Linked DNA regions of Mus musculus: region 1 is linked to region 2. Evidence: chromatin contacts called from ENCODE Hi-C or POLR2A ChIA-PET data. All regions are on one chromosome and are shown on one strand. The core of a region is the stretch at or near the end of the contact, and the rest is flanking DNA. Distances in the headings are between cores, read along the strand shown.

What was found. A loop is a pair of places that touch in the nucleus more often than their neighbours do. ChIA-PET counts read pairs that join two places held with the same protein, here RNA polymerase II (POLR2A).
Region 1: a loop to region 2 is called in a map of heart, with 2.0 times the contacts of the local background. The contact joins the promoter of Hmbox1 here to the enhancer-like site in region 2. A Hi-C loop is called at or near these places in 2 of 37 maps with a recorded cell type or tissue (heart and left cerebral cortex). POLR2A ChIA-PET finds 5 or more read pairs at or near these places in 2 of 5 experiments (Patski and embryonic stem cell).

What each region holds. Positions count from the first base shown.
Region 1 is chr14:64,946,711-64,953,063 of GRCm38, reverse strand. Hmbox1 (homeobox containing 1) reads left to right here and starts at 3,207. Exons shown (of 10, transcript NM_177338.6): 1 at 3,207-3,487. Ints9 (integrator complex subunit 9) reads right to left here and starts at 2,771. Exons shown (of 17, transcript NM_153414.5): 1 at 2,697-2,771. The coding sequence starts at 2,705.
Region 2 is chr14:64,912,877-64,918,570 of GRCm38, reverse strand. The region is part of intron 1 of Hmbox1 (homeobox containing 1); the gene reads left to right. Among named protein-coding and RNA genes, the nearest start is that of Hmbox1, 34 kb to the left of the region's middle. Within about 2 kb of position 2,635, at least 1 of the 3 ENCODE cell types and tissues checked has a DNase peak (open chromatin) inside an H3K27ac peak, as active enhancers do; it is heart, where a contact is called at or near this core.

The sequences.
Region 1 (6,353 bases), core at 1,958-4,457, 34 kb before region 2:
CTTAGAAGGTGTTCCAGTTTGCTTGCCATTGCTGTGGTAAAACACGATGACCAAGCTAAATGTGGTGGTGCATACCTTGAATCGCAGCATTTGGGAGGCAGAGGCAGAGAGGCAGAGAGGCAGAGAGAGAGGCAGAGAGGCAGAGAGGCAGAGAGGCAGAGAGGCAGAGGCAGAGGCAGAGGCAGGTGGATCGATGTGAGTTCGAGTCCAGCCTTGTATACAGAGTGAGTTCCAAGATGGCCGGAGCTACATAGTGAGACCCTGTCTCAAGACAAAACAAAACTAAAGGCGAACCGAAACCAACCAACCAACCAACTAAACAAACAAAACCATAAACAACACCCACTGTGACCAAAAGGAGGCAAAGTGTTTAACTAGTTTAGATCCCGATCACATCCATCACGTAGGGAAGTCAGGGCCTAGAGGCAGGAACTGAAACAGAGGCTATGGAGGAAGGCTATTTATTGCTTGCTCCCCACAGCTTGCTGAGCTTGCTTTCTTATCAGCTTCAGGAACATCTGCACAGAGATAGTACCACAAATAGTGGGTTGACACCATCCACATCAATCGTCAATCAAGGAAATGCAGACTAAAGGGAGGCATTTTCTCATTTGAAACCCCTCTTCCCAGATAACTCTAGCTTTGTGTGAAGCTGATAAACAAAAACAATAACAAAAACAAAACTTAAGGACAGAAGGTCTTACTGAATTCCAAATGCCCAGTGAAACAAACCATCACAGTATTAGTAAGTAAGTAAGCAGTATTAGTAAGAAGACAGAAAAACAGACCTATTCAAGAAATTCTCATTAAGGGAAAAGAATCAAGATGTGGCTATCCCTCATGTGCACCTGTGAAAGTCTTATTTGTTTTGTTTTGTTTTTCTGAGACAGGGTTTCTCTGTGCAGTCCTGGCTGTCCTGGAACTCACTCTGTAGACCAGGCTGGCCTCCAACTCAGAAATCTGCCTGCTTCCTCCTCCCAAGTGCTTGGATTAAAGGTGTGCATCACCACTGCCCAGCAAGGGAAAGTCTTACTCAAAAACAAGACTTTGTTCAAAAGCATGTTTGTGTTTCACAATGTAACTCATTACCATCATGCTGAAGACCAAACCCAATGTATTGTGTGCATCCTAGGCAACCATGCTGCCACTGACATAGATCCCTAGTCCCTATAATATACAAAACCCATAGCCAACCTCACATTTTTAAAGCAGTAAACAGAGCTAAAATGTAAGGACCTGAGAAAGTTTATTCAAACCCTTTGGTAGGCACAGCACACAAGTTTAACCTACTGAGAAACTATTTTGATATTCGGATAGTAATTATTGGATTAATTATTGGATCTACACTGTTTGAAAGGGAAGATAATAATTAGAATACTTCTTTTTCTTTTCTTTCTTTTTAATACTTCCTTTTCTTGATTTCTTTTTCTCTCTCTTTTCTTTATCTTTCTTTCTTTCTTTTTTTGAGACAGGATTTCTCAGTATAACTTCCCTGGCTATCCTAGAACTCAGAGGTCTGCCTGCCTCTGCCTCCTGAGTGCTGGAATTAAAGGTGTGCCACATCTGGTTTCTTTTCGCCAGCTTTTGATTCTGAAAGGGAATGGCTAATTTTCCATTTGCTCCTTCCCTGCTTTAACCTCTGTGTATACGTTAAGCAAGAAGATTTTATGAGTAAAGCAAAAAGTACCTAAGTTCTGATACCCTCCCAAAGAAGTTGTTCTGAGAGGCCAGCCTGGGCTACAAAGAGAATTCCAGGACAGCTAGGGCTACACAGAGAAGCTCTATCTCAAAAAAACAGAAGAAGAGAAAAAAAAAAAAAAGTTGTTCTGGAATAAACGTTTCTGCATCGCTTCTCTCTTAAACAGAACATACCAAACACACTTCACTCTATTGAGGATATTTCTCTCCACGTAGCAATTAGGAAGATTCTACAGTAAGTTGGCAGTGAGAATGTAGGGAATAGGAGGGCGACGACAAGCATTTCACACCTGCGTTCAATTTCCTTATTACTCTATTACTTATTCCATTAAGCTTGAATAAAACAACTTGTTAGAACGGTGTGCTCAGAAAAATGGGGCAAAGCAAATATCTGAAAAGGCCACCTGTCAGCTTAGTGTTTTGCCACACAGTTACTTCTTCAGGAGGCATGTTTTATCTAGAGCTGTTTATTTCAAGCAGGCTTTAGACGGGAATCCTTCAAGGGCACCACCCTTTAGCATCTCTTTCTTGTAATTCGAACTGCAGTTAGGAGTAACAGGACATTTAGACCTTCTGTCTGATCGCTCCTACTTTCTGTTCAGATCGGAATCCAGCCTCGCAATATCAGTAGGAGTCCACTCAAGTGCTCATTAAGTGGAAAGTGGTTGATGATCTATTATAGCTCTCAGGTGCAGGCTGAGAAACATGACCAAACCAAAGTTTTGGAGCCTATCTTTAGCCCAAGGGTGAAGAAATGTAACATACAACCTCACGTGCGGCCAAAGGGATCTGCCAAACAGTAATGAAGACCTCCTGACAGATGCAGGAGCTGTGGGATGTGAGCAAGCGGGAATTCAAATCCCAATCGCAAAACCCAGCTCACTTTATAATTTTTAAGTGCTGACCTCCCTCCGTGATAAATCATGGTGGAGGCGACAGACTCCAAAGATATATAGCATTCATTACCTTTGCCCTCTGACTTAGTAGTGGAAACTCACCAGTTTCATATCGGACTTTTGGTTGTTCAGTACCAGTCTCTTCACTTCTAAAGACAGGGAAGGATCTTCCGGTTTAATCTCTATAGCCCAGAGCATCGCGGGACTTGGAGTCTTCACTCCTTAAGCATTTTCCAGAGCCTCACGGGAAATGTAGTTTTACTGCAGGTATCATGGGCACTGTGGGCGTCTTTCCTTTTCCTCCCTTTTCTCTCTAATCACCTCCTTCCGTCCGCTCAAATTCATCGCCGCCGCCAATTCATCCTTCCTTTCCATCCCAGCATGATATCATGTCCCTCATCTGGGTCTAGCATCCATGGTATTCTGGGATGTGTAGTCCGCACGATTTCAGCTCCCAGCTCCCCTCCTCCCTGTGGGAAGGCGTATGGGCGCAGTGCCTGCTGGAAGCTGTAGTTCCCTAGGGCCTCAGACCCTCAACTCTGCACTTTTCCTCTAGGGAACCGGAAACTACAACTCCCAGGGATGCCCAGCGGCAGCAGGTGGGAGCGGGGCTGTTGCTATCAATATGGCGGTTGTCAGCCAGACAAAGACAGTCAGTCTGATGTGATTGAGACAAGGGAGGTTTTCAGGGGGAGACTGGGAGATAGGGGCCTCCCCTCCCCCCTAGGCTCTTCCTGCGCGGGCCTGGAGCCCTCCTCAGCCCCTCCCGCAGGGCGCCCCGCGGTGAAGATCCCCTCCCCCTCCCGCCTTCCTCCTCCCTCCCTCAGCCTTGCACTGGGACGCTGGGGAGGGGGCTGAGCAGGGTGCAGAGAACTCTCAGCTGGATTTCCAAGGTGAGTGGGGTCGTTTGCAAGCTGGACTGCCTCAAGTCTCTTTTCCTCACTTCTCTCATTACTTTAAGGAAAAAAAAATGTCGAGATGTTTGGGGGGGAGAGAAAGTGAGTAGGCGCCACAGATGGGTCTCTGGAGTAGCCAGGTTGAGCATAGGGGAGCAAGTAGGGGTACTTCCGAGGGGGCGGCCGTGCGCGGGCTGTGGGGTGGGGCAGTTTGTGAGGGGCGGGCGTGGAGAGGCGTCGATGGCTTCCCAACTTCTCTCTGGTCTTCAGGACCGGCGGAAGGTTTGAATCCTGGAGTTGGGGGGTCTTCCTGCTTGGGAGTTTGAGAAACTGTAAGGTGGTTTCGAGGTGTGCTGGTTTGTTTGGGGAGTGTCTCGCTGTGTTTTAAACTGTGACGTGTACTTGGGTGCTGCGATCGTCTTGAAGGAATGTCTGTAGATGGTAAGTTAGATGGCTGGAGTCAGAGATAAGCGGCCTGGGCTTGGGAAGCACGCAGGAGTCCCGGGCTGGACTTTTGGTCCAAGGATCTTGTGCAGGGTTTGGGGGGGCTCAGTAACTCGTTAGTGTCTGGGCGCCCAGCTCACACTCGGTGCCCTACTCTGGGCCAGTCTCCACCCCAAACTCCCGGCAGGACTATATAGATGATGTGATGTGGAGATGCATCTTTGCCTCAAGTCGGCAGCTAAAGGTGGGAAAGGAAAAGTGTCTCTTAGTATTTTATTCCGGAACCGTGTTTGGGTTACACTATTGGGGCTACTTTGAAAGGAGTCCTCCACCCACCTTCACCCCGAAACAGTAAGTAGAGGTATCTTGTCATCTTCATGCTCAGTAGCTTGCCAGTTATTTAAAATTCGGGAACGTGGGGCTGGGAATCTCGAGTGCTAAATGCCATCCGCATCGCTGTCTTCTAATGAGACAGAACGTCTGCTCTGTATCCTGAGGTAGATAAGGCGACTTATTTTCGTAGTTGAAAAAACTGTTGGAAATTTTTTGCGGAGAAGAGGGTTGACTGTGCGCTGAAAGGCGCTGTGGTCTTTTTTTGTTTTTTGTTTTTTGTTTTTTGTTGTTTGTTTTGTTTTTTCTTCTACCCCACCCTGTTCTGTGTCACAAATGCTTGAAAACTGGTATGGAAGAGTGAGGAAGCATTGGGTGAGTGAAGCAAAGAATGCACTTAGCAGTAAAGATACACGCTTCGTAAAGTTGAATGATAAAAGTGATTGCTATTTTTATTTTTGTCTGAAGCTTAAAAAAACCCTCGTCTGTTATATAGGGTATAGTCACGTGCCCCTTTTTCTGGGGACCTGCAGATAATAGAAATCTTTGCCTTCTCTTTCCTATCTTTCCTTAGCTTCCTCTCTCCCCCACCCCCTTCCTTCCTTCCTTCCTTCCTTCCTTCCTTCCTTCCTTGGCACAGAACATTTCTCTTCCCGATGGACATAATACCTCCTGTACTTTTTTGCTTAGTTTGTGCTAATATGGGCTGTGCTTTTTGTGGTTTCACTATAAAATGCATCGTTAAGTGAAAAGGACCCGAATTTGTTGTTATTTTGCATTTATGCCACAAGTCATTATCACATCAGGTTTGCAGTGCTTTGCATTAAACTTATTAAAATTGCACGGCTAAGTTGCTGGATCTGGTTGTATTATGCTTATAAGTCAAGTTTGGGAAATTTTATTTTATTTTTCCATTTTCAATTAGGGTTGGAATGAAACATCTCTTGTTTCTCACAGTCTTGAATATTTAATGACATTACACCAGGAGAATTTAAGATCATACATTTTGTACTCCCTCAGTCCAAAATACATCTTCTTCAATCACTCTCTGTGATAATTTTGTGATATCATAGACTTTTAAATCACTAAAAGAATAATTGGCATTATTTCTATTTTGACTTGAGAATTTCATGTATTATGTGTTTGGTCAAGAATGTGTTAGTTCTTGAGTTCTTCTGTTAGCTATGGGCTTTTAGATTCCATAGCATCACACTGGGATTTATGGTAGTTTTAGTCTTTGATTTGAAATTTCTGCTGTTGATCATTCCCACAGATAAGGGGACTGTGTTTGCATGAAGTTGAGTGTTAAGTATGTGAATGGACCTAAATATAATTTTGTACACAGTGTGCTGTTCCAAGCTGAGCCTATGGTTTGTTGAAGACCAGGATTTTCAGAATTACTTGTTTGAGGCTTTATCTTAACCTGAAACATTATTTTTCAAAAACTGGAAGAAAATTCCATGTAACAACAAAATAGTTGTTTACTTGTAGTTTTCCAAAATGTATTCTAGTAGATATTGAATTTTTACATGTTTAATAATCATTTTAGATATGACAAACTAAAATGTTCCAACCTAGAAAAATGAGTGTTTTTCATCTACCCTTACCTTGAATCTTCTTCTTGTTTATTTTCATCAATGGAATTGTGAAGTTATTTATGGGAAAAACATTCGTTAAACTTTTTCTGACTAGTAGTCTGGAAATAATGGCTCCATGTACACTGAATCTTCCTTATATTCACTGGGCTGATTCTGTTGCATTTTGAGTACTGGGGCATTAAAATGATGTAAAGCCTTTACTGCAGACTAAAGCATAAAACACTCTCAGCATGTGGAAGTCATATGGTTTATGAAAAAACGGAGAGAATGGGGGCAGTGGTGCCTGTCCAGCCTAAAATTTCATCCTGTAACTGTAAAGACATATTTATTTTAATCTGATCATTTCTGAAAAAAAAAATATCCGGCCTTTACATTATAGGGAGTTGAAAATGCAAGTTGTTTTTAGCCAGTCTGCTGTTAGTTCTGTGCAAAGCGTACATACACGCAAAACTGTTTAGTTGCAAAAGTGCATCAAGGAAAGGAATCCTTAG
Region 2 (5,694 bases), core at 1,386-3,885:
TGTTTGACATTTATCTGTACATTTTTCTTACACGCTTGTGTATCCATCTGACATTCAAATGCCCCACAATGTAGGTAAGGCGGGTTTATAGATACTTAAACACAGGAAAATTAAGAGCAAAATAATAAAGTAGAGATAGACTCCAATTGATCTGGAACTCCTGGTTCAATGCTTGTTGAAATATTTGTAGATCATTATTCGTCTCCTCACTCACTATTTTCTTTTTTCTTTTTTTTTTTAACTAAGTAACAGCCATGCTCCAGGAACTATCTTGGGTAAAAGGAACATAATAGAGAACAGAGACATTCCTGAAGCTTCCAGTGTAGTGAGGAGTATTACTTAAATAGCCATGCAGATGCAGAGCTGCACCTCCATGGGGTACTGCCAGGCGCTATGAGAGCTTAGACTGTGGGGAGTTAGCCTTGTCAGGTTGGCAGGAAGGGGTCCCTTGGGAAATGATAAAGTACGGGTCTGAAGGCTAGGTATCACATAAAGAAAGAAGAACTATCAAGCCCAGACAAGAGGGATATCTTGTGCAAAAGAGCCGCCATTGCAGGAGGGGACATGCAGACTGTAAGAGAATTGAAGGAGAGTGGGAGTTGGCATAGAGATCACAATTTACTGGGTTCTGACCACCGAGGCTGAGGAACCCGTGTTTGTTTTAATGAGTTCCCTGTGTCATGTAGACATGTTCACGTCTGAGTGACTCCGGCTTTATTATACCAGTGGCTTCCTAGTTCACCCAGACAGTTCATGAAACTAAGGGATCTGCTAACTCCATTCACAAGTCATCAGGTTATCTCACGCAGGGAGCTTTATCACTTTTAAGGAATAAAGGAAGAGTTCACCAAGCTGGTGGCCTTTGGCCTAGGTTTTATTAATGGGTTGACTTTCCACAAAGAAGTTACTGTAAAGAAATGAAGAGAGAATGGAATGCTACCCCTTAGTGTAAATACTTTGTCTTACTGTAGCCCTTGTACATGACATTTATTTCTAGAGTGTCATTCTCACACAGTCTTAATGTTACAGAAGTCTGGTAGCTTCTAAAGCTTTGTTTAGTTAGATCTGTGCTTGTCCTATTAGGTTAGAGCTCTAGGCATCATTTTCTGTTTTGCAGAGAAAGCCAGATGTGGCAGGTTGATTTGTACACAGTCACATTTCAACACTTCCCAACCTCCATTTCCCAACCACTGCAATGAGGAATAGATAGCAGAGTCTGTTGTCTGGAATGCGAAGTTGATGGAGTAAGAACTCTGCTAGTAACTTGAGGCAGAAGACGCTGCTTAGTGAAGGGAAGGTGAATGGGCAGGAGAAGTATTTTCAGTGAAGACAGAAGGTGGCGTTTGGAGAAGTAGAAGTAGGATAAGCCGGGCGTGGTGGCACACGCCTTTAATCCCAGCACTCGGGAGGCAGAGGCAGGCGGATTTTTGAGTTCAAGGCCAGCCCGATCTACAAAGTGAGTTCCAGGACAGCCAGGGCTACACAGAGAAACCCTGTCTCGAAAAACCCAAAAAAAAAAAAAAAAAAAAGTAGGATAAAATGTCTCTGTTACACATTATTTTGCTTTGTTTAAAATTAAAAATTTCCCGTGTTTAAGTGTTTGTAAAACCTGCCTTACCTACATTGTGGGGCATTTGAATTTCAAATGAATACATGAAGGTGTATGAAAAATATAAGGATCAAACATAAAATTAAACTACCTAGCTCCTGAGATAGGTAGACGACAAACAGGGTATAGTAAATGAGTTATGCTGGTTTCGTGTCTGTTACCCCACGGATTCATATCAACATGGAGTTTCATCTTCAGAGTCTCTGAAGTCACTCCCTGCTACTCTTAGAAACACACTTCTTCCTGGCAATATTCATCTTCACATATGAATTCACATTACCTAAAGATGGCCTTTGGTTTCTGGTTTTGTTTTTTTTTTTTAATGGTTTAGCAAGTATTATGGTTTTAGTACAAACTCCATCTCTTAAAAATGGCACATCTGTATATTTAGAACTATTATTTTTGTGCTATAGGGCATACGTGGATTGTATATATTATTTTAATTCTGGACAAAATTGAAAAAGGAAAACTGAAAGTTGAATTAAGATAAATACTTTGTTATATTTTTAGAATAGGGCAAGATGTCTTTAACTTTTAAAAAAGGAAGCAACTCTGTATTTGACTGTTCTGTAATTTTCTGCCAGCGTGTTACAAGGATATGCTTATGCCTTCCGGTGTGTTCCCCAGCTCTCTTATCATTCTTCTAATTGTCCTTCTTTTTAATGTGAACAATCTGGGAGGCAGGGGTACGCACAGGCATAGAATCAAGAACACACATCATTGCTTGATGGCTAGAAAAGCAGTATTTTAAAGTGGTTGAAGGATTGTACTCTGTAGAGTAAGTGTGGATCCCAGCAGAGCTCGAGTGACCTCTTTGCTCATCCTCATGGTTCCTCCACTTCCCGTGTGGTGAGCAATAGGGCCACATTTTAGAATGCCCTGACATTCCTTTTGGCTTTCTCTTTGGAGTGCTGGTTTCTGTTTCTTTTCCTCTTTGTATCACATGTTTAGAGATTTGCTGTGAAACTGTGTCTGGGCTTCAGGGCCTGGGGACAGTTGGAATGTGGCAGCTACTTCCTGCTTGCACAACCAAGCTTCTAGAGCCTGATGAGGATTTTGAGGACCCCCTGAGTGGAATGGTGCATGGATTTGAGGACAGAGATGAAGAGTTTTTTGCTGTTGTTGTTTTGTGGTTTCAAGACAGGGTTTCTCTATATAGCCTGGCTGTACTGGAACTCACTCTGTAGATCAGGCCAGCGTTGAACTCAGACTTCCACCTGCCTCTGCCTCCCAAATTAAAGGTGTGTGCCACCCACCACACACAGCCAAGAAGTGAAGAATTTTTGCTCACAGCCTTCTTTATTCTGTTCCTTTGTGGTACCTCCTTACTGTCTCTGCATTTGGGTCCCCTGTGAGGGACAGCCGGGCCATGCTGGGAATGTATGTTCAGAGCTTCAGCCTTTAGCACCAGAAGCCCAAGGCAGATTTCGAGATCCCTCCTTCCTGCTCAGTTTCAGTCTGCCCCTATCTTGAAAAGATCTTTATCTTTTGAATCTACCCTTTTACTTCTTCAGAGCTCACAACCAGTCCAAAGAGCCAGATGGCAAAGGATGCCATTTCTTTCATTGTCTTGTTTCCTGATCCCCACTCCACCCCTAGCTTCCTGTTGAACTAGCACTTTGAACTCCAAGGCAAAATGCTGTAGATGTGGAGTACATAGGCTTGAACCCAGGACCTGCTGAATACTAGCTAAGTACTTTACCTTTGAGTTCTAGCTGTTGTCTCCAATGGGAAATTCTTTTTTTCTTTTTTGTTTTGTTTTCGGGACAGGGTTTCTCTGTATAGCCCTGGCTGTCCTGGAACTCACTCTGTAGACCAGGCTGGCCTCGAACTCAGAAATCCGCCTGCCTCTGTCTCCCAAGTGCTGGGATTAAAGGTGTGCACCACCACTGCCCGGCGATTATTTCTGATCTTTTGTGCTGAAAAGAATAACCTTGAATTGAAGTTACCTTGCCCCCTGTGTGACTGTCTTCTTGGGTCTATCTCCAGAACTGGAATTGCTAGGTAGAAAGTTATAGGCATTATCATTTGAATGTTATCACCCTTTTTTTTTTTTACTTAATAACTGCAGGGGTTATTTGTTGTTGCCATTGTGTGTTCTTAGTCCTTGGTGTGTACTCTGGGCTTGTCTTTTTGGTGAACTAGCTTTGTGAGCATCTGATTGTATTTGATGACTGTTCCAGTAATGCCCTTGCAACAGAAAATAAGCAGGGGGTGAGAGAAAAAAGGAGATGGTTTTCTCTCACAATATAGGAGAGATACATATCTCCTCCAGCCTCTTTGAGCCTTAGAACTAAACTAACATGTTACTGAGAGAAAAGCACACACATTTTATTTGGTGATTTTTTTCCCCAATGGGAGCGCTCCCAAGAAAAAACGAGGGCCCCAAGAAGCAGTTAGAACCAAAAGCTGTCTTAGACAAATAAAAAGCTTTCAATCAAGGCAGCTAATCTTGGAAGAGTGACTAAGCAGATAAGGTTAGTTGAACAGGGTTTGTTTGTGTAGATTGCTTCCATCCTGGACTCCCGATAAGAATGTCTTCCTTCCTCTGGTATGGGGGCAGGGGTACCTTTCTCATGGGAGTTCTATCTCCTGCTCTTATGAAAGTGCCCTTCTTAAAGTGCTGCCTTCAGAGTGCTTTTAACTAAAATAATTAACATGAAAAATCAGTATGTTTAGCATGCTGTAAGTCATGGTGCTGTTTTTCTTGAGCGGGAACAATACGAATAATGTTCTGCCGTGAGACAAATCACAGTCTGAGTTAAGCTCACTGGTCAGCACTGGCAGGCACTTAGTGTCTGTAGAATTGAGTGACTGTGGTTACCTGCCTGTAGTGACTCAGAGAAAGCATGCCTTGAACGCATGAGAAATTACAAAGTTTGTTGATGAATGTAGATCTTGTTTCTATTAAAAACACTGATATATAGGTACAGTCTCAAAATTGCAGATACTGTGTAGGTTAATCAGTGTGCATGCATCAGAGTGCAGCAGTAGTGATGTATGCCTTTAATCCTAGCACTTGAGAGGCAGAGTTCAAGACTAGCCTGGTCTACAGAGTGAGTTCCAGGACAGCCAGGGTTACACAGAGAAACCCTGTCTCAAAGAACCCAAAAAATAAAAAGAAAACAAACAAGCAAGCCAGTGTACAACCACAGGATTGACTCAACTATACCCTCAAAGAACAAAATTGACAATTTAGGAGCCCGGGGAGATGGCTCAGTTGGTAAAGTGCTTACCGCATAAGCCTGAGGATCTGAATTTGATTCCCAGCATGCACATTGAAAATCCAGGAATGGTGGTGCACATCTAATTCCAGCATTGGGAAGGTTGAGGCAGACTATCCCTAGGGTTTGCTGACTGGCTGAATCAATGAGATCAAGATTCAGTGAGAGACTGCCTCAAAAAATGATAAGGCCCAGAGTGATTGTGCAAGACACCCAAAGCCAGTATCTGGCCTCTACTGGCATCTGTACACACGTGTGCACACGAAAATATTTGTGACAATTTAGTTCGAAGGGAACTACCTTTGGTGGGTACAGAACTTCTTTGGCCCTGTCTTGGCCCTCAGATAAGTGTTTTTGGAGGTTGTAGCTGTATACAACAAAAGGGAGATAGCAGTTAGCTGGGGAGAAAAGAGCGACTTATATGCAGAAGTAGCATTGGAAGGGATGGCAGTTAAAGGAACCTGCAATGGAAAGTAATTGGTGATATTTGGTTTCACACATATGAGGAGTTTGTACTAGTTCACCATATAAAGAGTAAGCTTTCCTAGATGTGAATTTTAGTTTAAAATAATGCCCTGCAGCGTTGGGAGCAGTGTTTGGGAGTCTACCAGCAGTTCATGTGAGTATGAGCAGTGTTAAGGGTACAGCATTCTCTTGGTCCTTCATGGAGGGTAGTCTACTCTATTTTATGAAATAAATTTAATAAGATATAAATAAGGTAAATTCACTTATGTTTAAAGTTTATAACATCATCATATTATATCCACAGAAGATAATCTTTGGAGGCAGGGGCTCATTCTGTAGCTCTAGGGAGCCAAGAATTCATAGTATCCAACTTCCTCAGCCTCCTGAGTACAGAGA